2 separate regions of the Homo sapiens genome follow, and region 2 is linked to region 1. The links are chromatin contacts, found by Hi-C in ENCODE. All regions are on one chromosome and are shown on one strand. Each heading gives the region's core, a stretch centred on a gene start or an enhancer-like site at or near the end of the contact. The rest is flanking DNA. Distances are from core to core; before and after follow the strand shown.

Region 1 (3,729 bases), core at 406-2,905:
TATCTTTAGGTTGATGTCACCACCCTCCAAGGAGTCTCAGAAGCCACTTGGCAGCTCCTAAAGAAATGTTTCTCTTAGACCCATATCATCCAAATAAGCCTCAGTTAGACTGCGAGGGCAAGCAAAGGTCTCATCACTGCTCTACTGAGGTGCTGTGCTTGCCCAGAGCATCACACCGCATGTACCAGACGACTTTTCTCTGCACACACCGCTGAACACTGAAACCAGGACAGACTTCTGCACATACCCTCCAGTTCGGAAAGTCACTATCGCCCATGGATTCCCTTAAATCTTAAGCCTTCTTCACATCTGCCACCCCCACCCCCACACAAACCAGGGAAGGGGGTTGGGGAGCGGAGGGGTTAAAGTGACAGCCACGACAGCAACTCCTTGGTTTTGTTCAAAAGGTATCACAGCGCCAACACTGTGGACCTACCTTGCTCTCTCCTTTCTCGCCGTTGGGTCTCGTCTCGGGATCGTCGCTGTCCTCAGCGCCTGCACTCTCGCCGGGCAGTTCATCCTGAGCCAGCTGCTGAGGCGGCGGCTGGGGCTGGGGCGGCTGTGGCGGCGCCTGGCAGGCTCCGCCAGCCCCCTGGGAGCGGGGGATGGGCTCCGGGCGCGGAGAAACTCCCTCAACATCCATCTCCATCTTCCCATTCACTGGAGGGCAAGACAAAAGCGGAGTGGAGACTTGGCAGCGGCGCCCGGCAGCTACTCAGCTGCCCGTGGCACGCATGGCTCGCCGAGGAGGGGCCGCCTCCCGCGCGCCCTCCCTTCTGCCACCCTTCGCCCCCGCTCCCCGCAGCTCCGCTCGCCTGCTTGGCTCCGGCCCTGGCGGCGTCTGGGCCGGGGTGCGCGAGGAGCGGGTGGCCGCGTGTCCTTGGAGCGCTGGCCTTCAGGCGCCCCCGGCAGTCCCGCTAAGCAGAGCGCATCCCGGCGGCGGCGGCGGCGGCGGCGGCGGCGCCTCCCAGCCGCGCTCCCAGCCTCAGGGCCGCTTGGGTACTTGCTCTCCAGCCCGGCCCACGCTCCTAGCCGCTTTCCAGCGTCTCTTGGGGCCCCTTGGCGTTTCTCCTCCCTACCAACCTTCTGAACAAAGTTGCTGGAAGAACCAACCTGGTCGCCGGGCTTTGCCCGGCGAAGCTGGCAAGAATAGGGACTCTCAGGTGCAAGTGAAATCTACCTTCCCCGCCCGCTGACCAAGCGCCGACCCTCAGCCTTACCCCCTCCCCAACGCAAAGGAGCCAAGGAAAGGAGGGATCTCCGACCTGTGCGAGGTGGTGGCGGCGAGGACTAGAAAGAGAGGAGCGTGCGGAGGGCTGGTGCGCCCACCCCCAACCCCAGGTGACCCCCGCCTCCGCGCTGGCCCTGGTCCCCTCCCTCTCCCGGCCGAGCGCGCCTCCGGGGTCAGTCCCTCCGGGCTGCGCGTGTGTGTATCCCAGAGCTCCGCTCCGGGGTCTGTTCTGCCGCTGGCGGCTCCGCGCCGCACAGCCCTGCACTAAAGAACTGGAGTAGAGAAGGAGAAGCCAACGGCAAATTCCGGGCAGGAAGTCGACCTACCCTTGCCTCTGGCCAGGTCGCAGGTTAGAACCGGGAAGGGGTGGGGCCCCTCGGGGACAGCGAGGACGCGAGTCTCGCGGCGCGCCGGAGTTTGGCGTAAAGGTCGGCAACAGAGGGTCGATGGGGTAGGAGGAAGGAGAAGCGAGAAGTCGCTGCCAGGCATTTACTGCAATGTGCCCGGGGCGGGCGCCAGCTGGGCGCCGTCTCTTTTTGGTGGTGAGTTCTGTGCTGGAAGAGCGTCCTCAGCAGGGCAGGGCTCCACCAGGAGGCTTCGGTGGTGACCCCAGGGCAGGCAGTGCGTTGCGTCTATAAATTTAAATAGAGATGGCGAGGGTAGCCTTGGAAATTCTTAAATCAGGGTTCACCACTAGTCAGGTGAACAGGATGACTTCTCAATTTAACACCACTTGATCCTGGGTAGTAGCTTACAACTTCATGGGAACTGCCACTGCAACTCTGCACGTCCAGGAGGGACTTTCAAGCAGCTCTGGAGAGAAATGGCGGGTTATCAAGAACCTGTTCAATATTAAATAGAGCCCATTATTCTGGGCTTTGAATTCCATAATGCTCCCAAATGGATCAGCAGATTAATGAACTATTCATGCGTTTCTTGGCAGAGGATGGCTTTTTTCCCCTAGCATGTATCACAGATCACACTTGCTTGATGAAACTGGAAAATTGCATTGCTCATCCCATGAATGCTTTGCATTAACTTAAACACAACTTTTACATATCAAGACACACTGTCCCATTGATGCAGTTACACAAGAACACATCATTAGGTTGTATCCCTCAATGCTATCTTTTAATCTGACTCTGCATGTGTGACAGAAATTAATTGCCACTTTCATCAGTGTAGACAACCAATCTGGGTAATGCAATGTGAACAAGTTTTTGAAAAAGAAGAAAAAGTTTAGGGACCAAATTACCCATTCTCTTTTTCTTCAGATTTTCTAAAAATCAGATTTCAAGTTCGTTTTCTAAATTGGGAATTGTTGAAAATAGAGTGAGCTCCTCCCCAGTACCTGGTAATAAACCAACAATCATTATAGAACGTTTATAATGGTAAATTAGATTATATGTGTAATGTGCTTAGCAGAGTGTCTTTGTGCATATCGAGCACCTAACATTGTTATACCGAGAACAGTAAGATGATATATGTTCACACTGAGTGTTCATCTGAAGACCTTGATTTACAAAATAGAAGCTACCGGTTTAAATCACCTTTATTTAAATTTCCTAAAAGATATTTGGTATCTTTAGAGAATGAAGCCCCTTCTGAAGACAGGAAGAAAGTCAATAATATTTTGTGCAATAAAGGTTTGAATTTGTCAGGTTTTTGTTTTTTTTTTTTTCCCTACAGTGTAGCAATAAAAATCACATGTCAGTTCAGACAGCAGCAGGAATAGCTGACTGGTAAGTTATTATTCTTCCATGCTTGCTACTTCCAAAATACGTTTGTGAACTTCTTTCAAGGCTTAAATGAAGATTAAATCAAAATAAAGATACAATACTTCAATTAAATTTGTCCTAAATTTAGACATGTCCTTTTAAAGATTCTTATTGTTAAATGCAAATATTTCTCCTTTCTTCTGCCCCTCTATTTTTGGGGGACAGTTTTTTTTAAGCATCTGTCACAAGTAAATATGGACTCGGAAAATATATTACATTTCAAAACTGTTGATTGCACCTAATTATGCATGTAAATTGCTACTTCAAGCATGAAGACAGCTTGCAACATTTTGAAAATTTTGCCCTACTAGTCATCTGAGGTATTTGTGTTACTATTTTGCAGTTGCCTTAAATGACTCTTCATTTCTCAATTAACTTTCCATTAATGATAGGTCTATGAATAATTTTGACCTTTGGCTTTCTCTTCCCAAATGATTTAAATTAGTAAATTAGCACTTTCAACAACATCACCCTTCTTCCTATTTATACCAGACCTCTTGAATTTTTGAGTCACTGAAATTGGAGTTTACAAAAAGGTGTCCTGGGAGAGTAGTCACTCTTAACTCCTTGCTACTAAGTATGATCCATGAACCAGAAGCTTCCCAACATCTGGGAGTTTGTTAGAAGTGCAAAGTCTTGGGCCCTACCCTAGACCTACTGAATCAGAATCTGCATCTAACAAGTGATTCCTACCACATTTAAGTTTAAGAGCCAGTGCTC
Region 2 (3,729 bases), core at 458-2,957, 170 kb before region 1:
ACACAGGAGTCCTTGTAGGAGGCATTTGCTAAAGCCTAGGCTACAGGCCTTCTGTAGCAATATGTCAATAACTAACCAGTGTCAGATGAACAAGAGCCCTCTGCAGTGTTTCTGTCTTTGCCAGTCTTAACTTCCCATCTACCAGCTCCTTAGAGAAGATCTATACATACAATGCAATTCAAGAGAAGACTATATTACATCAGATCCACTTTAGAGGTACTACTAATCATCATGAGCCCCATGCCCACCATCCCAGTGCTGTCAGTCTTATCCTTTAAAAATACAGGAGACCTAGTATAAAACCTCCAGTGCTTGTTGGCAACTGCCCACCTCTTTGACCTAGGTGAGTTGAAGGAAGGACATGCTGACCCATTGCATCTCCAATAGCACCCAGCTCTCATTCTTCTGAAATGTTTCCTGTGATGTGTCAGGACTTCATGCCACAGATAAAGTAGATGCTTCATAATCCACAATGTGGCTAAACTACCCACTATTCCCAGTATGGTTTGCAGCTGAAACATGTCTAGTGGATCACAGGGAATCCTAACTTAGGGCAGCCATCACAATCTGAATCCTTGTACCCCAAGTTGCTCCTCGTTTTCTGTCTGGTTCAACTGGTCTCCCAGATCTTTTTCCCTATGCCACTTGAGGCATACTCCTTTGAGGAACTTGCATAAGGATGCTTTTTGTACTGGTTTGAATGTTATCTATCATTACTTTTGGGTCTTTATAGACACTGGCTTCCTAAATGTTCAAAATCCCTTTCTCCTTTCCAAACCATTTTTCTCACTAATATGTGTGAATGTAGCAGAGAATGTTGGTCCCTTACTGTATCCCTCAGGTCTTACAAAGACCAGCCTTGAAACTGCCATTAACTGCATCTCTTTGCATGAGGTTTGTTTTGTTTTGTTTCTCGAGAAACTATTCTGTCCAGGTATGGTGATCTATGAATATCTGGGTATTAACTCACCTTGAGAGGAGTCCTCAACCAGTTACTGATAGGAGTCCAGGGCAAATGTTCTAAATTATTTCCCAGAATTTTTTCATAGGCTTTAGCTCTAGCTGTGCACAGTCATAGCTGGCTCCATATCATACCCTTTGTTGTCTGCCTTACTTTTCCTGTCATTCTTTCCCTCTCTTCTTACTGGCATTTGCTATACCTCCCAAATAAACTACTTGCTCTCAAGTCCTTGTCTCAGGGTCACTTCTGGGGGACTAAAACTAAGCCAATAGAAAACTACCTTTTTCTAATTCTAGTCACTTCAGTCATTTCAGAAATGCCTTAACTTTATGTACATATAGATATATGTATACATAAATATGTATTTCCAGTCTATGTCAATTGAATTTATAAATAACTATATATATATATATATATATGCAGCTGACATTTAAGTTTTTATATATTTTGTTGTGTGCTGGTTTTGTCTTTCCTGTAAGTTGATAAGATGCTCAAAGGCCAGGAGTGCAGCACCTCCTTCTTCTATAATTTTACACGATGCCTGGTGTGATGCTCCACAGAGTGAATATTCATTTAACCAGGGCTGAGAGACAAGGGGCCATGGAGGTCAGGTCTGTTTGTCCTGCGGGCTTGTCAAGGGTGAGAAATCTCCTAAGATAAAAAAATTGTGATGCTGTTTCCAACCCTTTGAAGGATGAACCTGGAAGCCTAAAATGAGAGCTGGCCCTGAGACAGGGCACCAAGTCAGAACATCAGTCCTGTGGCACATGCTATGCCCTCCAGGCCACTGGGACATGAAATCCTGTGTAATCAGATACGTTCTCTTGACCTGTTTCTGAGTGACAGTCCAGTTTGGGGTGAACTGGGCTACATGAGCTAGACAGACCAATGTGAGGCCCATTTCTGGGAGAACTTTCCTAAAAACCCTGGGCCTTTGCTGCAAATCAATAGAATTATTAAATATCTCAAAGCATATTACAGAACAGGGTGCTAATAGGTGAGGGTCCAATATAGGTAAAGAAGAGGTCCTACTTTGACCCACCTTACACTCCAGAAGTGAAATATTTATGGGGTACTTAATAGCGGTGAGCGATGAGTAATACTAATGCCACTAACCGCAAATACCTTATTTTTGCTTAGGCCTCTCATCTCCCTCTTGGGCCAGGAGGACTTTATGGCATTTCCACTTGTCTATTTCCCTTCCTAACTAGAATAAAGGCTAATTTATCAAACATTCTAAACCTGGAATCTTTATTAACTAGCTCCCCCAGGACACAAAGATTCTAAAGGACCTTCTGAATCAAACAAAGGTGAAATGACACTCGGTGTTATTTCAGAGTTGAGTATTTTGTTGCATTATTTCTAAGCCTTTTACAACTGACAATCCAGATAAAGTATTGATTAAACAGATCACTCTGCATCCTCAACTTGGCTGCTAACAGAGTTCACTGTAATATAGTTTTGGCCCTTGTTGGTTGAGTCTAGTGCCTCAAGAGCAAATTACCACCGAAGACCTCACACACTCAGCACCTCACAGAAACCTTGCCGTGACTCCAGGTGCGTGGGGCAGGCCTGCCCACAGAATGCAGCCTCCCACAAGCTGTGAGATTCTAAAAGAACTTTTCTAAGGCTTTTTCTGAGGAAAGCACACCAACATATGGCTTTATATGAATCCTGCTGATTGAGGAAACTTTAGATTCTACAGAAGCTTTCTAAAAATAATTCCAATTTGAATAGAAAGTCGAGTCCTTTACAGAGCCCAGACTGTTTTGTTCTCCCATCACATGGGAACTTGAAGAGGCCACAACAATGACAAGCAGACAGAGCAATGTGTAATTCATCCAGAAATGAACTGCCAACAGAATTACAAACAGCTGTCACAATGGCTGGGATAAAAGCCAGAATTAAGAAGGGCATGGAAGGGAAGCACAATAATAACCAGAGACCTCTAAGCACCAAATGTGAAGGCACACAGAACATATTCTCGTGACCTTCCTCTAACTTCCACCTCCATCCACGCAGAATGCTTCATCTGACAGTCAGATAAATTCACTTAGAAAATAAATCATCATTTACATACAATGTATTGAAAATAGACACGAGCCAGAACAACCAAGTTTCAGAGTAAAGTACTAGAAGAGCTGATCAATTCAAAAGTGTTTTGCACATTCTTTAGAGAAGAAATTTGCCGCTAAATTTTCTCATATATGCATGAGAGATGCAATACCAAGGAATGTTTAATTATACTCACCTTCAAAGCTACATGTCTACTGAAAGAAAACTGTGGCAAAATAGAAAACAGGAAACACATTCCATAAGGCTGATTCACTCTCTGGGATTTTTACATGTAGGAGTGCCATTATCGCATAAAAATGGTATCTTGTGTTGCCAACAATATTACCCATACATACGGAAGACTTCAGCACTTTCTTAGGAATCGCATTAAAAACATACCATACTATCCCAAATTGTGCTCAAGTTTGCATAGAAGTTATCATTGGCTATTTAACCTGTAGTAAGTTATTAAACATTACCCCTTGGTAGTCTCATTAATGTCTAAAGTACTTGAATATTAAAGATTACCTTTTATAAAGTCACTTCTAAATCAGCCCGGTCTCTACTCCTAAGGCAGCTTAACATCTCTTCACCTTAGTTTTATATCATCCCTTTTCTTTCACCTCAAAAATACATTTGTCCTTGAGAAGCTCTAGGTGTTATTAATGAAGAATGGATACGGGAATATTTATCATGTTAAGTGTTTTTATGAT

The links. A loop is a pair of places that touch in the nucleus more often than their neighbours do.
Region 2: a map of gastrocnemius medialis shows a loop between it and region 1 (2.0-fold over the local background). The contact joins the enhancer-like site here to the promoter of LINC00693 in region 1. A Hi-C loop is called at or near these places in 2 of 168 maps with a recorded cell type or tissue (cardiac septum and gastrocnemius medialis).

Annotation. Positions count from the first base shown.
Region 1 is chr3:28,573,204-28,576,932 of GRCh38, reverse strand. LINC00693 (long intergenic non-protein coding RNA 693) reads right to left here and starts at 1,655. Exons shown (of 5, transcript NR_038840.1): 1 at 1,558-1,655; 2 at 437-660. It overlaps LOC107986012 (protein transport protein SEC31-like), which reads left to right and starts at 606. Exons shown (of 3, transcript XM_047449399.1): 1 at 606-1,580; 2 at 2,921-2,973. The coding sequence starts at 606. The coding sequence ends at 1,196.
Region 2 is chr3:28,745,194-28,748,922 of GRCh38, reverse strand. The region is part of intron 2 of LINC00693 (long intergenic non-protein coding RNA 693); the gene reads right to left. Among named protein-coding and RNA genes, the nearest start is that of LINC00693, 170 kb to the right of the region's middle. Within about 2 kb of position 1,707, at least 2 of the 41 ENCODE cell types and tissues checked have a DNase peak (open chromatin) inside an H3K27ac peak, as active enhancers do; they include gastrocnemius medialis, where a contact is called at or near this core.